Linked DNA regions of Homo sapiens: region 2 is linked to region 1. A link is a loop called in an ENCODE intact Hi-C map of the cell type or tissue named here. Cell type or tissue: endothelial cell of umbilical vein. All regions are shown on one strand. Each heading gives the region's core, and the rest is flanking DNA. Links, peaks and the distances in the headings are about the cores only. Region 1 overlaps MTCL1 (microtubule crosslinking factor 1). Region 2 has its middle 29 kb from the start of RAB12-AS1.

Evidence for each region. A loop is a pair of places that touch in the nucleus more often than their neighbours do. Peaks named below come from ENCODE experiments on the same cell type or tissue, not always from the same donor. Only the 100,000 strongest peaks of a DNase experiment are listed, where the experiment ranks them.
Region 2: a loop joins it to region 1, with 6 times the contacts of the local background. A loop is called at or near these places in 2 of 110 quality-filtered maps.

Annotation. Positions count from the first base shown.
Region 1 is chr18:8,725,363-8,734,814 of GRCh38, forward strand. All of the region lies in intron 3 of MTCL1 (microtubule crosslinking factor 1), which reads left to right. Among named protein-coding and RNA genes, the nearest start is that of GACAT2, 22 kb to the left of the region's middle. RefSeq lists an enhancer at 5,049-5,343. In endothelial cell of umbilical vein, for the core only: no CTCF peak of the experiment used is centred there; a DNase peak (open chromatin) is centred at 5,209; H3K27ac peaks cover 4,251 bases.
Region 2 is chr18:8,660,660-8,670,111 of GRCh38, forward strand. No RefSeq gene overlaps it. Among named protein-coding and RNA genes, the nearest start is that of RAB12-AS1, 29 kb to the left of the region's middle. RefSeq lists an enhancer at 1,608-2,192. In endothelial cell of umbilical vein, for the core only: no CTCF peak of the experiment used is centred there; DNase peaks (open chromatin) are centred at 1,242 and 5,102; H3K27ac peaks cover 626 bases.

The DNA of each region.
Region 1 (9,452 bases), core at 970-8,969:
TGATTCCTGTGTGCTTGAGACGAATGTGTTTTGGGGTGCAGACTTTGATTTAAATCTGTTAGATTGAAGACTTCAATTGTAACCCACAGCAAAAAGGGCATCATCACTCAATATACAACTATACAAAGGTTTTACAAATACACAAAGGTTTAACAAAGTAATGCTTAACTTTGTCATTTGGGGTACACTCTGTTATTTTCCATTCAGCTAAAAAAATTTTTTAATGGTGGTTATAAGATTGATTTATAGTTCATTAGTGTGTTGTTGCAATTTGGAAAAATGTATTGACTCATTTGTTCGCTGTATTCAAATTTTCTATATCCTTTATAGCTTTTGGTCCCATTATAATTGCGCATTTTAATTTTATTCTTGTAATTTGTCAAACTTTGCGTTATGTATTTTGGTGCCATTTTCTTTTTTTTTTTTTCTTTTTTTTTTTTTTTTTGAGATGGAGTCTCTCTCTGTCGCCCAGGCTGGAGTGCAGTGGCACGATCTCGGCTCACTGCAAGCTCTGCCTCCCGGGTTCACGCCATTCTCCTGCCTCAGCCTCCGGAGCAGCTGGGACTACAGGCACCCGCCACCACGCCCGGCTAATTTTTTTTGCATATTTAGTAGAGACAGGGTTTCACCATGTTAGCCAGGATGGTCTCAATCTCCAGACCTCGTGATCTGCCCGCCTCGGCCTCCCAAAGTGCTGGGATTACAGGCGTGAGCCACCGCGCCTGGTCTTGATACCGTATTTTTAAGTGAAAACAGATTTAGGACTCTTCCTTGTGATGAGTTATTCCCTTTATCAGTTGGTAATGACCTCTTTATTCTAATGTATTGCTTTTTGCTGTAAATTCTTTTTTATCTGCTTTCATCATCTATACCAAATTTCTTTTGGGTAGTATTGGCTTGGGATAGCTTTTTTTTCTTTTTTTCTTTTTTTTTTTTTTTTTTTTGTCTTAAACAACAGACATTTATTTCTGACAGTTCTGGAGGCTGGGAAGTCGAAAATCAAAATGCTAGTCAATTTGGTTCCTGGCGAGAGCCCTCTTCCCTGCTTACAGATAGCTGCCTTCTTGCTGTGTTTTCACATGGCAGAGAGCATGAGGGTGAGAATAAGAGGAGAGAGAGAGAGAGAGAGAGAGCGCGCGCGCGCGCAAGAGCGAGCGAGAGAGAGCGAGTGCGCATGCGCGCGCGCAACAAGCAATGTTCTGGTGTTTCTTCCTCTTTTCATAAAGATATTAACCCCATCATGGGGCCAAGGCCCCACCTCCATAGAACATCACGCTGAGGGTCAGGGCTTCCACATATGAATTTGGGGGAGGGCATAAACGTTCAGTCCATAATAAGGGGGAGAGTGGAGGAGGCAAGTTAGGAGGCTTCTCCAGTAAATCCTTGAGAGAGATGGTGGTGGTTTGAACCCCAGGGTTTTGGTAATTCTTTTTAAAATTTCTTTAAATTTTAGATTCGGAGGCATGTGTGCAGGTTTGCTGCATGAGTATCTTGCATAATAGTGAGGTTTGGGCTTCTAGTGCACCCACCACCCGAACGGTGACTGTACTCAGTAGATAATTTGTTTAAACCCTCACCACCATCCCGCCCATTCTCCCCGCTTAAGGACTCCCCAGTGTCTATTATTTACATCTTTGTGTCTATGTTTACCCATTGTTTAGCTCTCAATTGTAAGTGAGAACATGCAGTATTGGATTTTCTGTGTCTGAGTTATTTGACTTAGGATAATGGCCTCCAGCTCCATCCATGTTGCTGCGAAAGACAGGGTTTCATTCTTTTTTATTGCTGCGTAGTATTCCATGGTGTATATATACCACACTTTCTTTATCTAATCGTCTATTGATGGATACTTAGGTTGATTCCATGATTTTGCTATTGTGCATATTGCTTCAATAAACACATGAGTGTAGGTATTTTTTTAATATAATTTCTTTTGGGTAGATGCACATTAATGAGATTGCTGGGTTGAATGGTAGTTCTATTTTTACTACTTTGAGAATTCCCTATACTGTTTTCCATAGAGCTGTACTAATTTACATTCCTACTAACAGTGTATAAGAGTTCCTTTTTCTCCATATCCATGCCAACATCTGCTGTTTTTTGATGTTTTAATAACAGCCATTCTGACCGGTGTTTGATGATATCTCATTGTGGTTTTAATTTGCATTTCTCTGATGATTAGTGATGTGGAGCATTTCTTCATGTTTCTTGACCAGGTACATGTCTTCAATTGAGAAATGTCTGTTCATGTCCTTTGCATGGCCTGGGATAGCTTTTCTATGGTTTCTTTAGTTTCATTTTTCTATGTCATTATGTTTTCAGTGTATTTCTTCTGAACAGAATGTAGCTACATTTTTTAAAAATGGGATCTGAGACTCTCTCTTTTTTAAACTGATAAATTTAATGCATATATAAGCATTGTGGCTACTGATGGTTTGAGTTTATTTCTGTCATTGCATTTTATGTTCTTTATTTTCCCTGCTTGCTCCTTCTCTCTCTCTCTCTCTCTCTCCCTGCTTCCCTCCCTCCCTCCCTCTCTCTCTCTCTCTTTCTTTGACTTCTCTTTGAGTTTTTAATTCTGTGTCTTAGTTGGGAAGTTATACATTCTATTTCTGTGATTTTAATGATCACTCACATGTTTAACATGCATGTTTGAATTGAAGTTTAAAACTAATCATTAGCTGTATTCTCCTCCTGAAGAATACAGCCATCTTAGAAAGCTTCAACTTTAATCAAATCTTGTCTTTCATATGTTTTAGTATCATTTTAGTTTCATCTTTTTAAAATGACCTTTTAAAAACTTATTTAATAGCTAATGCTTGTTTAGATTAATTTACAGTTAATTTAATTGCCTATTTGTTTACTTATCATTGCTTCTTGAGTGTTACTTCTCTGAGTTCAGTTTCCTTCTTGCTGATCTTTTAATACATCCTTCAGCAGTTTTTTTCAGTTAGCAGTATTGCTTTCATTTCATATTGTCTTGAAATCTATTTAGTTGGGTGTGGAATTCCAACACTTTGAAGATAATATTTTATTATCTTTTGGCTCATTTTGCTGTAGAGAGGTCTGCTGTCAGCATAATTTTTATTTTTGAAGCTAATCTGTCTTCCTGATGACTCTTATACTTTTCTTTTTGTGTTTGGTATTCTATAGTTTCAGTCCACTTTATCTAGATTTATTCTTATTTTGCTCAGCATTCACCGTCAGTCTGATTAAGTCTGTCATGAAATCTGGAGAATTCTCACTCCGAATAGTGTTCGATAGTGAAATTTTCTCTGAATTGTATTTCCTTTCATCACCTGTATTCTTTCTAAAACTTCTGCTAGTCCCATGTGGGGCCTTCTTATGTTGTCCATTCTTTTTTTTTTTTTTTTTTTTTTTTTTTTGAGACGGAGTCTCGCTCTGTCGCCCAGGCTGGAGTGCAGTGGCGTGATTGATCTCGGCTCGCTGCAACCTCCGCCTCCCGAGTTCAAGCGATTCTCCTGCCGCAGCCTCCCGAGTAGCTGGGATTACAGGTGCACGCCACCATGCCCAGCTTTTTCTTTTTGTTTTAGAAGAAACAAGGGTTTCACCATGTTGGCCAGGCTGGTCTCAAACTCCTGACCTCAGGTGATCCACCCACCTCAGCCTCCCAAAGTGCTGGGATTATAGATGTGAGCCACCACGCCCAGCTGGATTGCTTGCTTATTGTACTGTTTTTTGAGACAAGGTCTTGCTGTCTCCCAGGCTGGAGTCCAGTGGTGTGATCACAGCTCAAGGCAGCCTGGACCTCCTTGGGCTCAAGCAGTCCTCTCGCCTAAGCACTTTCCACCCCCACCCCCGGCCCCGAGTAGCTAGGCTAGTGCCACATGCCCAGCTAATTTCCGTATTTTTTGGAGAGACAGGGTTTTGCCATTTTGCTCAGTCTGGTCTCAAACTCCTGGCCTCAAGGGATCCTCCTGCCTTAGCCTCCCAAAGTGCTGGGATTACAGGCTTAAGGCCTGCCTGTTATATATTTTTTTTCATTGTTGAGTTTTGAGAGTTCTTTGTACATTAAGTTAATTAATTAAAATTTTTTTAGAGACAGGGTCTCCCTCTGTCACCCAGATTGGAGTACAGTGGTATACTCGTGATGTACTGCCACCTTGAACTCTGGGGCTCAAGGGATCCTCTGCCTCAGCCTTCTGAGTAACTAGGACTAGAGTTATACGCCACCGCACCCAGCTGACTGTAGAAAATCTTTTGTAGAGATGAGGTCTCACAGTGTTGCTCAGGCTGTCTCAAACTCCTGGACTCAAGTGATCCTCTCACTTTGGCTTCCCAAGAAGACAAATATATATATATATATATATATATATATATATATATATATATATATATATATATATATATGGTTTGCAAATATTTTCTCTTACTCCGTAGCTTGTCTTCTCATCCTCTTACAAGGTTTTCTCAGGGCAAAAGTTTTTAGTTTATGAAGCCCAATTTAAGAATGATTCCTTTTGTGGTATCAATTTTAAAAGCTCTGTGCCTAACCCTACATCCTGAATATTTTCTCCTATGTATTTTTTGGAAAGTTTTATTGTTTTACATTGCACATGTATGTCTGTGATCCATTTTGAATTAATTTTTGTATATGCTATGAAACTTAGGTCAAGCTTCATTTTTTTGGCCTGTGAACACCCAGTTACTCTGGCACCGTCTGTTGAAAAGGCCACCTTTCCTCCATCGAATTACTTTTGCATTGTTGTCAAAAATCAGTTGGGCACATGTGTTTGGGTCTGTTTCTGGGTTCTCTGCTCTGTTCCATTGATCTCTGCCAGAGCCACCCAGCCTTGATCACTTAGCTATATATGTCCTGAAAGTGCTTTCTTGGTGCGGAGTCCGTGCCAGCCAGCAGATCCGAATCCCATTTGATCCCTCAATGGCATTTTGGCCCACTCACCTCTTTGCCTTTTGGTATGTCTGTGTCTCTCTACACAGCCCCGTCCTTATGAAACGCTGGATAAATATTTGTTCCATGGGTGAAGGTTTTATCATCTTTATTTTTCCCTTGAGAAAGAGCCAAAACATTATTTAAAAATCTCTTGCTGAGGAATTTCTGATTCTTTATATCATTACCTAAGGATAGTTAATAAAGGCCAGTAATTCCACTGTAGGTCAAGTTTTTTGACAATGACTGTGAGTCATGAAATTGGCCTGTTTGGTTAGTGATAAGCGAAGCCGCTTCTGTTCATCAACTTCCTGAACGTCAGCCAGGCTCCTCGCTGGGCTTGGACAACGCCGGCTTGTCCCCTGTGCGCTGTACAGCTGCCTTCTTTTTATTTCCTGTGCAGTCTCGCCCACAGCACTGCAGGCTCCGGGGGACCTTTTAGGGCAGATTATGGCACCCTTGGGATGGCTACCTTGGACGCAGCGATGCTGTGTGAACATTACTTTGCAGACTTCCTGAGAGATTGAAGATCCATCTATTTCTCTCCTTCTCTAAGACAGCCTTTCTTGGAAGATGGGAATCTCTGATAATGTGCAGGGCGTTTCAGCATTTTACCTACACGTTAGAATGGAACCTCTGACTTGTAGTGAAACAGACACTGTGCTTGCTGCTTTTCTTAAAAATAATTGGCTGGGTGCGGTGGCTCACGTCTGTTTTCCCAGCACTTTGGGGAGGCCGAGGTGGGCGGATCACGAGGTCAGGAGATCAAGACCATCCTGGCTAACACGGTGAAACCCCATCTCTACTAAAAATACAAAAAATTAGCCGGCCGTGGTGGCGGGCGCCTGTAGTCATAGCTACTCGGGAGGCTGAGGCAGGAGAATGGCGTGAACCCGGGAGTCAGAGCTTGCAGTGAGCCAAGATTGTGCCACTGCACTCCAGCCTGGGCGACAGAGCAAGACTCCATCTCAAAAAAAGATAAAAAAGTAAAAAATAATAATAATGATAATTAAAATAGGCTGGGCACGATGGTTCATGCCTCTAATCCCAGTACTTTAGGAGGCCGAGGCGGGCAGATCACCTGAGGTCAGGAGTTCAAGACCAGCCTAGCCAACATGGTGAAACCCCGTCTGTACTAAAAATACAAAAATTAGCCAGGCATGGTGGCAGGCGTCTGTAATCCCAGCTACTCAGGAGGCCGAGGCAAGAGAATCGCTTGAACCTGGGAGGCAGAGGTTGCAGTGAGCCAAGATCGCGTCATCGCACTCCAGCCTGGGGGGCAAGAGCGAGACTTCGTCTCAAGAAAAAAAATAATAATTAAAATATAGACAGCACATATTTCTGAATAATTTAGACTTTCACTAGGCAGTAAACTGCATCAAATTTGTAGCATTGTCTGTGCTATGGGAAAAATAGAAACTACTGCTCTTCTCAAAAAAAAAATTTTTTTTTGAGACAGAGTCCCACCCTGTCACCCAGGCTGGAGTGCAGTGGTGTGATCTCAGCTCACTGCAACCTCTGCCTCCCAGGTTCAAGTGATTCTCCTGCCTCAGTCTCCTGAGTAGCTGGGATTACAGGTGTGCACCACCACACCTGGCTAATTTTTGTATTTTCAGTAGAGACGGGGTTTCATTATGTTGTCCAGGCTGGTCTTGAACTCCTAACCTCAAGTGATCCACCTGTCTCAGCCTCCCAAAGTGCTGGGATTACAGGCGTGAGCCACTGTGTCCCGCCTCAAAATTTGTATTTGATTCTCTTGGGGTCTGTTGAATTTATATGCTACAAGTCATGTTATTGATGTAATATAATTTAGGTAACTTTATTCTTTTAATCTTCATTTTTTTTGAGACAGGGTCTCGCTCTGTTGCCCAGGGATCATGGCTCACTGCAGCCTTGACCTCTTGGGCTCAAGGGATCTTCCTGCCTCACCCTCCCGAGTAGCTGAGACTACAGGCGTGTGCCACCACACCCGGCTAATTTTTTTGATTTTTTAAATTTATTTATTTATTTATTTTTTAGTAGAGACTGGGTCTCATCATGTTGCCCAGGCTAGTCTCAAACTCCTGAGCTCAAACAATCCTCCCACCTCAGTTTCCCAAAGTTTTGGGATTACAGGGGTGAGCTGCCGTGTTTGGCTAATTTAGGTAACTTTTATCTTCAAGTGCAGAATCAAGAGTCAGAGAAATAGAAATGCTTAGAAAATACTCCATAGGATTCTCTACGGCCTGAGTGCTGTTTCTTGGTGTTGCTCAGACTCAAGTGAGCCATCGTACGTTGAAATGGTATGATTATGAGCCAAATAAGCAAGTTGTGTTGTTTTTTTCTCCCTGGTAATAAAAAATCATTCGCATTGAAAAGACGCCGAGTCACCCATACATAGTTACACAGCCCAACTGAATGTCTCCCTGTTGGGCAGGTAATCAGGCAGCACTTGAATTCTGACCTGAGAATAAGCCCCAGAGAGAGGATGGACCCCAGGTGCTGGCAGGGTGCCGCTCCCCATGGCTGTTTGTACAGGGTGGTTATTCTCCCCTGAAAGAATGTTGGGGGTGGGGGCAGTTAGGTGTGTGTTTGTTCCTTGCATCGTAGATATGCTTTCGTGTGACCTTCAGCAGTGTTCCTGGGACAAGGGGAGCAGGAAATGGGGAGGGCATTCATCAGGCAGTTGGCATTTGAACGTAGACACTGTTCATCTTTGGGTGCGGATGTGCTCTGGTTGCCCAGGCAAAGCCGTGTTCATTGATCAGACATCTATCTGTGTACTGTTTAGCACTCAACAGTTGCGGGTAGACCGTTGCCAGTTGTTTTCGCATCACACGTGGCTCATCTCTCCTGGCAGGGGGGAGGAAGGTGAGAGCTGAGGACGCAGTGCCTGGGAGCCAGGGCGCAGGGCAGCCCTCGGGACTGTCAGACCACCTCGGGGGCTGAGGTGAGACGAGGCCGGGGAGTGTTTGATCTTCTGTGTTTATTCATGGGCATTAGTAAAGCTTTTTTTCATAAATGAGAGAAACAAAATCACTGCTGAAAAATCCTCCATGTATTGTTTCTGTAAACTATAGGAAACATTAAAATTTGAAGATGATATGGTTTTTCACAAGTGCCTGTCTGTATCTGTGTCGGCCTCATTTTTTGTTTGTTTGTTTGTTTGTTTTTGAGAGGGAGTCTCTGTCGCTCAGGCTGGAGTGAAGTGGCGTGATCTTGCCTCACTGCAACCTTTGCCTCCTGGGTTCAAGCGATTCTCCTGCCTTGGCCTTCCCGGTAGCTGAGATTACAGATGCCTGCCACCACACCTGGCTAATTTTTGTATTTTTAGTAGAGATGGGGTTTCACCATGTTGGCCAGGCTGGTCTTGAACTCCTGACTTCAAGTGATCCACCCACCTCGGCCTCTCAAAGTGCTGGGATTACAGGCGTGAGCCACTGTGCTTGGCCGTTAGTATCCTGTTAATGATTGAGAACCTCAAGCATTGGCACTGAGGAGGCTACAGGAGCGTCCTCGCAGGTGGGAGTGGGCCGGCCAGCTGGCTGGGTCAGTGGTGGGGCTTGGCCAGGCCGTTTTTACTTTTCAATCTTGAAGTAACACTCAGAGTTTCTTGTTTGTTTCCAAGGGTTCTCATGTGTAGGAATCTTGGTTTGGGTTTGGATATGTCGTTTTTATCTTCCCTTGAGAAAGAGCCATAAACATTATTTTGAACTTATTTGTAAACGAGGTTACTCACAGGGTCACCTAAGTAATAAGGCCCAGTTGTCATCTAACCCTCGTGGAAACATTACAGGTGAGGGTTGCTAGAGGAATCACTTGAGTAATCTGCTTGGAGCAGGGTTTCTCTGCTGTCGTTTTAGACTGGGTCCTGCTTCGTTGTGGGGACTATCCTGTGGACTGCAGGATGCTTAACGGTGTTCCTAGCCTCTGCCCACTAGATGCTGGTAGCACCCCCCCTCCCCAATTTGTGGCAATCAAGAACTCTTTTCCTCCTCCAACTCCGTTGAAGCTTTGGAGGGAAGAGTCATCGCTTGACCCTGAGTACTTTGTGTTGAAGGATTTCAACTGTCTTGAAGGATTTGTTTGACAAGATTGTGGGTTGGCTGCACAAGGTTTGTTCTAGCACCTTAGGAAAACTCTCTTGTCTCCCTTCTTACTGTCTCAGGTCACACCCTGCTCCGGAGCCATCCCCGTGAAGTCTCCAGCTTGGCTCATTATGTATTTTCTGAAGGGTACCCTGCATTTTCTAGCTGATTGATGAGATGGGTAGAAGGTGATACCCATGTTCACCTTTGCTCTCAACCTTTTGCAAAACACCCTTTTAAGTGACTCTAGATGTTTGGGCCCTTCTCTGTGGGAAGATTAGAGGGCGGCAGTGCCAGGAGCAGGTTTTGACAAGTGGTTTCTTGTGCCGTCACTTTTACTGAGGTGGTGAAAGATTGTACAGTGCGTGCCTGGGATCAAGCCCTTTAGCTGGTGATGCCAGGCCCTGGCTGCACGGTAGCATCCCTGCGGAGCTTTTAAGAATCCTGCTGCCCAAGCTACACCCTGGCCCCTA
Region 2 (9,452 bases), core at 515-8,514, 65 kb before region 1:
TGAGACCCTGTCTCTACAAAAAATAAAACAATTTAGTCAGGCTTGGTGACACAGGCCTATAGTCCCCACTACTCAGGAGGCTGAGGCAGGAGGATCGCTTGAGCCCAGGAGTTCAAGGCTACAGTGAGCTGTGATCACACTATTGCACTCAGTCTGGGTTGACACAGTAAGACCCTGTCTCTAACAAAAAGAAAACGAAAAATCCATATGTGATAATCCATGCCAAATAAAGTTAATCATGATCATTACAAAATGAAAGTAATTTCCGTGCTTTACAAAATGATTCACTATTAAGTTACTTTAAATAGTAAGCTCTCTTCCTATGTTTTAAAATAGATGATCTAAATGAATTGAACCAATTTTCAGGAATATATTCATACCTATATCAAGGCATACCTGATTGGACCCTATATAATTTTTGTTCATTTATTTATTTGTCCCTCGATTTGTCCAGCCTGCCTTATTGATCAGCCGCCCCGGAGGGGAGGGGACTTGGGAGTGAGGTCCTGTGGAGGAGGAGGGGGTGAGAATGGAAACTGTGGGTTGTCTATCTTAATGTGATTTTCCTGACTCAGTGGGCTGGCGAAGACTGCTTGGCATTTGAGACATAGCTACTTCTTGGTCTGTCTCCCAACTAGATTGTGAAGTGCTTGAGGACAGGGGACATTTCAGTCTGAATGTGTCTGCCAAGAAAAAGAGCAGGAGAGAGGAAGGAAGGAAGAGAAAAAGGGAGGGAGGGAGGGAAGAAGGAAGGGAAGGAAGGAAGAAAATTGTATATAATAGCCGTAATGTCTGTGTAGGTACATAAATGGATACATAGATACATTTAAACCACAGCCTTACAGTTATTCAAGTATTGCTACTTCTTTATAATCTGAGACAGAGAAAGAGCAGTCATTACTCTCTCATACAAGCTTCTTTTTCGTATTGTAACCTGAGAATTTAGCATTAATTGCTACAAAGGAAGCAAATAAAACTCACTTGTGAAAACACAAATTGCCCTGCTGCCTTTTGCTTTTTTTGCCTGTTGATATAAATTGAAAAATACACCAGGAACAATCAAACTTGCAGTCGATGGCATTGACTGGAAGAAGGATTAGGAAGTGAGAGAACAGGTTAAAATGTGGTCCACAATTCTCAGCGATGGCTGGAGATCAGGCTTCACCAGGGAGGAGGGTTAGCTCAAGGCTCAGGCTCGTTTAAATATTTTCCCCTTCCTCTCCTTCCTGTGAATTTAACCAGGAAAACAGCACAGTCTGTCACCTAGGTAACTGGCTCTCCTGCTGACTGGTGGAGATTGGAAACCGCACCCTTTCTCACTGCAAATTTGCATTCGCAGCTGGGCTTCGGGTGACCTCGCCAGAGGACAGAAAGCTAATCCAATCCTGCTGCTGAATGAGGGTGCCCGGTCCTACCTGGTCCACCTGACAGGCATCTGCCTCTGTAAGGAGTCTGTTTAAGGGTCCCGCGTGCCCATTGCTTTCCTTCAGAAGGAGGCTGGAAAATGCTTTTGATTTGAAAATGATGAAAATGAAAATGGTCCTTGGATTGTCACTTTGTGCAAAACCCTGTATTTCTAATTGGGAGAACATCGCTTCTCCCAACCATGTTCCCGAAGAGCCTGCAGGTTAGGCTGGCTGAGATGAGGACAAAGACCTTGGGTGCCCAGTTTAGTCATGTTAATTAAAATAAAAAATTGAAGTGGGGAGGCGTGAGGAGAATGTGCCTGGACAATAGGAACCCCAGGCCGTGGTCGTCAGCTCAGTGTTTGTTCACAGCCGCTCCTTTCTTTGCCCCATTGTGCTGTCAGCTCGGTGACTTCTGAGAGGGGCTGGGCGCCAGCTGTATGCAAAGTGCAGAGGCCCTGGGGCGGGTGCCTGGGGAGAGGGGCTGCCTGCATCACTTCTGTGTTACTCGTTTTCTCTTCTCCTCATGGAATAACAGCTAATTCACACCTTTATGTAATATCGGCGAACTCACACCTTCATGTGATAACGGCTAACTCACACCTTCATGTGATAATAACAGCTAACTCACGCCTTTAGTTGTAGGTGTTATTCTCAGGACTTCCGTGTCTAAAATGACTTCACCCTGACCATAATAACCTAGGAGATGGGCACTGTTCATGCTGATTTGAGAAAGGGGCAATCCCAGATGCAGGCAGCGGAAGTGATTTGTGCAGGCCTCATGGCCAGTAACTGACTCCTGACACCCTTGGCACCGGCCACCCCCCAACTCGCCCCTACATGCAGGTGGGTTCAGCTCAGCAGAAGAGGGCACTCAATGCCCTTGAGAGCAGGTGCGGGACCCAGGCTGCAACTGGCCTTGCTAACTTGTCCCTGGCGTCCTCACTCGCTGTCTGGCCTGGCAAGCCCGCGGTGAGCTCCCATCTGTCCCCTGTCATCTGCGAGCTGCGCTATGGAACTGATCTGAAGGGCCATCCGCCTCCCCCTCCACCCATGCTCCCCAACCTTGACTGCTCCCTTAGTGATCCCTGTAGGACAGGCGGAAGCCAAAGGAAAGGAAAAGAGAGGCTGCATGGGTACCTAGGAAAACGCCTAGTTAAGAGGCATTATCTGAGCTCCTTCCGAGTGCCAGTCCCAGCTTGGAATGGGGAGATGCACTGCCAGTGAGGTAGGCAGGGTCCCGGTCCTCCAGGCTGACCTGCTGACCCGCAGGGGACACAGACAGGAGGTGCAAGGGAGCAGCAGGGCCTGAGGGGATGCACATGTTGCCACAGGATCAAGAGTGAAGAAGCTGAGGTGAGGGCTGTGACTTCCCTAGGTGCTCAGAGAACGCTCCCGAGGCTGAGGCCTGCCCGCCAAGACATTAGGGGGAGGACAGCCTCAAGCAGACCTGGGGACAGGCCCCCAGCAGGGCTCAGGAGCAGAAACCGGCCAGATGCACCCAGCAAGCAGAGGACAGTGGCCAAGGGAGGTGAGTGGCTCACATGACTCGCAGGCCTTGGAGAGGGATCTGCACTTCATTCTAACTGCAATTTTTCACCCAAGAGAAAGGAAGGTAGCCTCGGGTTGGGAGGGACCCATTGTGCAATTTGTTGTAAGGTCAATACACACCTGAGGTGAGCAAAGACCCACTGTGAGTGATCGGAAGAGGGATCATATCCTTCCAATATCTGTGATCGATCCCATCCAACCCTCCCTTTTATGCATGGTGCCTGACGTGGATGCTGCTTCCTCAGATCTACATGTTCAGTACACAGCAGAGCCTAAACTGGAGGTCAGTCTGGTGAGGGTTCTGGTTTGCCCCAAAGAGATGTGGGGTGAATGAGAGAGTGATGGCATCAGGCTCATTTGCTGACCAGAACCCTGGGCTGACCTAGAGAACGGTAACGAAAGCACAGGATAGATGAAGAAGTGGGAGAAATGGGGCCGTGTGTGTGTGTGTGTGTGTGTGTGTGTGTGTGTGTGTGTGTGTGTGTTCTAATATAGGAATGTGCTTGCAATATTACAATATAATGGCAAGTGAAAAAGAAAGGAAACTAAAGAAAAGATAAGGATTTGGAAAGTTCAGTATTTTGACAAAGAGAGAGAACTAAAGACAGAAAAGAAGAAACTGTTCAACAAATAAAGAGATCAGGTTTTTATTTGTTTTTACTGTGAAAAGGAATCATTTGCTACCTACCTCAAAGATACTGAGCCCAAGTCCCTGCTCTGAAATTCAAGCACACTTGTCAAAAATCTAAAACAATTTTCATTCAGTAATAGACACTCAAGCCTTTGGTAAAGATAGGATATCTGGAATAAAGTCAGTTCCCCAACCTCACATAATACACATAAAGTAGGTCAAAATAGGTCCAACTAAAACTCTTAGAATAAAACTCAGGAGTAAATCTTCATGACTTTGGGTAATGTCTTCTTAAATATGGCATCAATTGCACAAAACAACAAAAGGAAAAAACAGATATAGTAGACTTCATCAAAATGATAAACTTTCGTCAGGAGTTCGAAACCAGCCTGGGCAACATAGCAAGACACTGTCTCTATAAAAAATTAAAAATTAAAAACTTTTGTGCTACAAACTATCAAGAAAGTGGGAAAACAATGCACAAAAAATGTTGTCTGTATCAAAATCTTTGCAAATCATGTCTCTGACAAGGACTTATATCCAGAATATATAAAGAATTCTTACAATTCAATAATGAAAACACAACCTAATTTTAAAAATGGGCAAATAATTTGAATAGACATTTATCCAAAGCAGGTATACCAATGGCCAAAGCACATGGAAAGATGCTCAACATCGCTAGTCATTAGGGAAATGCAAACCAAAACCAGAATGAAAGCCTTCTTAATACCCAAGAGGATGGCTATTATCAGAAACATACATACTACCAAGTGTTGGTGAGGATGTGGTGAAATTGGAACTCTCTTACACTGATGGTGGGAATATTGAAGGGTGCAGCCACTTTGGGAAAAAAAATCGGTAGTTCTTCTGTTACTGGTGGAGGGTCTTGACTGCAGGTTGTCCAGTTTCTAGGCATTTCGAACAAAGAATTGGACAAAATGCACAGCAAAGCAAGGAAAGAATGAAGCAACGAAAGCAGAGATTTACTGAAAATGAAAGTATACTCCATAGCGTGGGAGCGGCCCAAGCAGCAGCTCAAGGGCCCCGGATAGAGAATCTTCTTGGGTCCAAATACCCTCTAGAGGTTTCCCATTGGCCACTTGGTGTTCACCCCATGTAAATGAAGTGGTGGCCTGCAATCAGTCTGATTAGTTGCGGAAAGCAACCAATCAGAAGCTAAAGTGAAGTTACAAAGATGCACTCCTATGCAAATGAAGACTTGGCCTACAGTCAGAGGCTGAAGTTACAAAGCTACCTTCCTATGCAAACGTCTGGTTGCAGAAAGCAACCAATTAGAGGTACTTCCAATTTTCCATCTGCCTTGCAGAAAAGGTGGGGGTTTGCAAAGAGAGTAGCCTCTGGTCCTTTTGGTACTTGGGCATGGAAAGCTGGGATTTTTCTTTTGATTTAGTTCTAGGAAGTCAGGGTGAATCAGCCTTAGGTTTCCTGCCTCCAGATCCTATTCTCCCCCACTTCAAAAAGTTAAACATATTACCATAAGACCCAGCATATGACTCACCATATGACTCAGCCACTTCTACTCTCTTGGATATATATTCGATAGAAACAAAGACATATATCACATACACACTTGTACTTGGATGTTCAGAGCAGCATTATTCATAAAAGCCAAACCCAGAAACAATGCAAATGTCCATCAACAGATAAACGGAGAAGCAAAACGTGGTCTATACATACAATGAAATATTACTTGGCTGGGTGCCATGGCTCACGCCTGTAATCCCAGCACTTTGGGAGGCTGAGGCAGGTGGATCACCTGAGGTCAGGAGTTTGAGACCAGCCTGGCCAACATGGTGAAACCCCGTCTCTACTAAAAATACAAAAATCAGCTGGGCATGGTGGTGCATGCCTGTAATCCCAGCTACTCGGGAGGCTGAGGAAGAAGAATCACTTGAACTTGGGAGGTGGAGGTTGCAGTGAGCCGAGGTTGCACCACTGCACTCCAGCCTGGGTGACAGAGTGAGACTCTGTCTCAAAAAAAAAAAAAAGAAAAAAAAGAAATATTACTTTACACAGCTATAACACTACATCATGGATGAACCTTGAAGTGGTTCCAGTGGTTTCACTTATGCCAAGTGAAAGAAGCCAGTGAAAAAATACCATACACTGTGAGATTCCATTTATGTGGCGGGTCAGAAACTCCCCCATCTCTGCAAGTCCCCCGACCATCTCTGAAAGTGTGTTCATCTCAAACTTCATGCCCTGCACTCTAGGCTCTGGTCACACTGGGGTCCTCACTACTCCTCAAATATGTTACCATCCCATCTCCTATGTCCACACCTTTATTTCTCATGTTCCCTTGAGTGGCAGATTCCCACACATCCTTCAAAGGTCCTGGTCAGCCAGGAAGTCTACTGGTCTCACTCTATTCCCTGAGCACTTCTGCTTCTAAAATAACACACAAGCAGATGGAGAGAACGATCTACGTCACATTCAAGCAAAAGTCATCAGAAGAGTGTTTAGTCCTTTGCAGACATGCGTGCACACCGTGGGCAAAAAGGAGGGTCTCACAGGTGTGAGTGGACTTCACAGAGGTGGGGATGAAAGAGGTGGATGAGCAGATGGGGAATAGTAATGCTAGCTGATACTGTTTGCACACTCACTCTGCCCTATGCACTGTGTGTAAACTGTATTCGTTTAGTCTTGTCAACCTAAATAACAGACAGGGAGATGCTCTAAAAGAAAATGATTAATTGGGAATAGGCACTGTAATGGTAGTATGTGTGTCATAGTAAACTATGTGTGTATTCAGGGAGGTAAAGGAAGACTAAGATTTTTAAAGGGAAAATTAGGAGGATCATATCATTGTTGAGTCAGATAATTATCTGACTTGTAAGGATCAATTAACAAGGGTGGTGCTAATCCAAGGTTGAACAGGTAGTGGCTGGGCAGATGTCTTTGAAGAGGTAGTTTTTGTTTTTTGGGTGCAATAGTTTTGGGGTAAGACGTCGGGTGTTGTAGAACCTCTTGTGATAGTTCCTGTTATCAGACATTTATGCATGAGAACCTTCCTTTCATGGCCTTCCCCAGATCTGTTTGTCAAGGTTTCCAACACAAGTGACTCCTCTTTGAGTCTGACAACTTTCACACTTTCCCCTGTTGATCAAAATCTTTCTCCAAAAGCACTGCTGATCAATCGTTCTGTAGTTAGGTTGTTGTTGTTTGGAGATGAGGGTCTCGCTATGTTACTAAGGATGGCCTTAAACTCCTGGGTTCAAGTGATTCTCCTGTCTCAGCCTCCTGACGAGCTGAGACTACAGGCACATGCCACTGTGTCTGGATTGTGGTTAGATTTCGATTGTCCTTTGGTGCTGGGACAGACCTGTCCCAGTTCGGTCTGGTCTGGTCCCCGCTGGAAGGAAGTGTTTAGTAACCAGGAGTCAGCATCAAAACCCTTCTAGCCACATTTGAGCAACAAAAGAGGTTGGAGGGAGTGGATCTCATGCTAGGCCCACAGTGGACCCAGAGTCCACTGTGAAGCTCAATTTTGTCTGTTCTGTAGGTGTTAGCTTCATCTCAAAGTGTTGGGCCAGCATTACTCTGTTGTACTTATGCAGGAATTTAACAAGTAACAAGTACAAAGCTTAAAAAAGAAAATATGAAGTAAAATGATAATCTCAATTTGTATAATAGTTTTGAGCCATAAACCTAGGCTTAAAGACAACCAAATTGAATAAGTCAAATGACCACAGGGAATTAAGTGAGCTTTGTAGTAAACATGTAGTCCGTTTTCTTATTTTGTGTATGTGGGTCTCAACTTTCCCAGAGGAATTTATCCTGGTACAGCATGTAGCATTAGCAATAGTGCAGGCATTTCCTTACTTGACCAACACATACTGTAGAGCAATTTTATTTATTTAATTAATTTATTTATTTTTTAGACAGTTTCGCTCTTGGTGCCCAGGTCAGAGTGCAGTGGTGTGATATTGGCTCACTGCAACCTCAGCCTCCCGGGTTCAAGTGATTCTCCTGCCTCAGCCTCCCGAGTAGCTGGGATTACAGGCACGTACCCCCACGCCTGACTAATTTTTGTATTTTCAGTAAAGACAGGGTTTCACCATGTTGGCTAGGCTGGTCTGAAACTCCTGACCTCAGGTGATCCTCCCCGCTTGGCCTCCCAAAGTTCTGGGATTACAGGTATGAGCCACTGCACCTGGCCTATAGAGTAATTTTAGCATCTAGTATCCTATGGCTGGATTGAATTAAAGCAGAGTAAGCCAGTTGTATTAGGAATGTTGCCAAGTCACCCACTAGGCTGACTAAAGGATCTCTTAGGCCAGGTTCTGTCAAGTTACCAGCAGAAGATACCATTACCTTGCCAAGTGAGCAAGGTAGGCATTAAGAGTGGTAACAGTCTCATTATAATATGGAGTCATTAAGTTCAGGCATCTTGAGAAAAGCTGTTTGCAGTGTGAAGCTATCAACTTCTTGCCCTGGCTTGCAGTTTGAATATTTCTGGTTATGGCATCAGGCAGTTTGGTGAACTTTCTGTGTGATCCATACATCAGGCCCTAGACTTATTCATTAAAATTCATCTAATTTCAGTTTATAATGCTCCAGGAACAGAACAGTTCCTGTTTTTAGTAATTCCATGGAAAAAAGTTGGATTGGAGGAATCTAGAAGAATTCAGGGTTTAGTTTAGTCTATAGGTAAATAATGAGAACTCAGAAACAGTGTTCAGGGCTACAATCTAATTACAGGTGTACCATAGCTTTTATTTAGAAACATAATTTTTTCTTTCTACGTTGAACACAAAAGAATCTCAGACTTCAAATTTTAAAGGCTCTTGAGGCTAGAAAGCCGAACCAAGGTAGATTTCAGATTTTACATAGTCTTAAGATTCCTGGGCCTGCAAGGAAGTGACAATTTTTACTCACTTGCTGCAATGCTGGGAACCCTTGAAGCCAGGTATGTATGCTACGTACATTCTCGAATATAACATTCCAGTCAAAGCCTTGGTACTACAACCAATATTTCCAACTGTATCCTATTATAAAAAGAGAGCAAATTCTTACTGAATGTATGCAAATAACCATATTGCCATAAGAATACTCATAAATAGTTTCCAAATTCTGGTGAGATCAAGTAGGAAAAAAAGTAAATGCTTCTGTCTGTGTTCACAAAAGTATATTTTACCAGTTACTATAAATTATGGATAGCTTAAGAGAAAAAAATTATTAAATCTGGAAAACAAAACATTTAAGTAACAAGCCAACGTGTTAAACAGAGTCATAAAAACATTTTCTTCATCAGTTGTTTAATCTTATGTAATTATTTCTGTTCTGCTTGATTTCCTGAATGATCAAAAAATTTGATACAGGCCACACAGGAAATCATCTTAATAAGTCAGAAAATATTTTTTTCTTCGGAAAGTTACCAAGTAGGTAAAGAAAAACCTCCTGCAGTGTGATTGCTTCTTCTTATGGGGCACCTGTTTGGATAACCTAGAAGTCAAACCTGATTACAAAGATATGTGAATTTAGTCAGACACAGGAAGAATATATGTCCACAGGTTATGAGTGTATGCCACATTATAGACAAACGTAAACAAGAAAGCTAGCAGCTTGAGCAGGGGAATACAGGGCTCTTAATAAAAGCATGGGAAATTTTCTGGTTATATGGAACAATTCTGACACATCAAGAAAAGCCAAGAGTAAGACTCGGCCGGGCATTGTGGCTCATGCCTGTAACTTTGGGAGGATGAGGTGGGTGGATGATTTGAGGTCAGGAGTTCGAGACCAGCTTGGCCAACATGGTGAAACTCGTCTCTACTGAAAACACAAAAATTAGCCGGGCGTGGTGGCGGGTGCCTGTAGTCTCAGCTACTCAGGAGGCTGAGGCA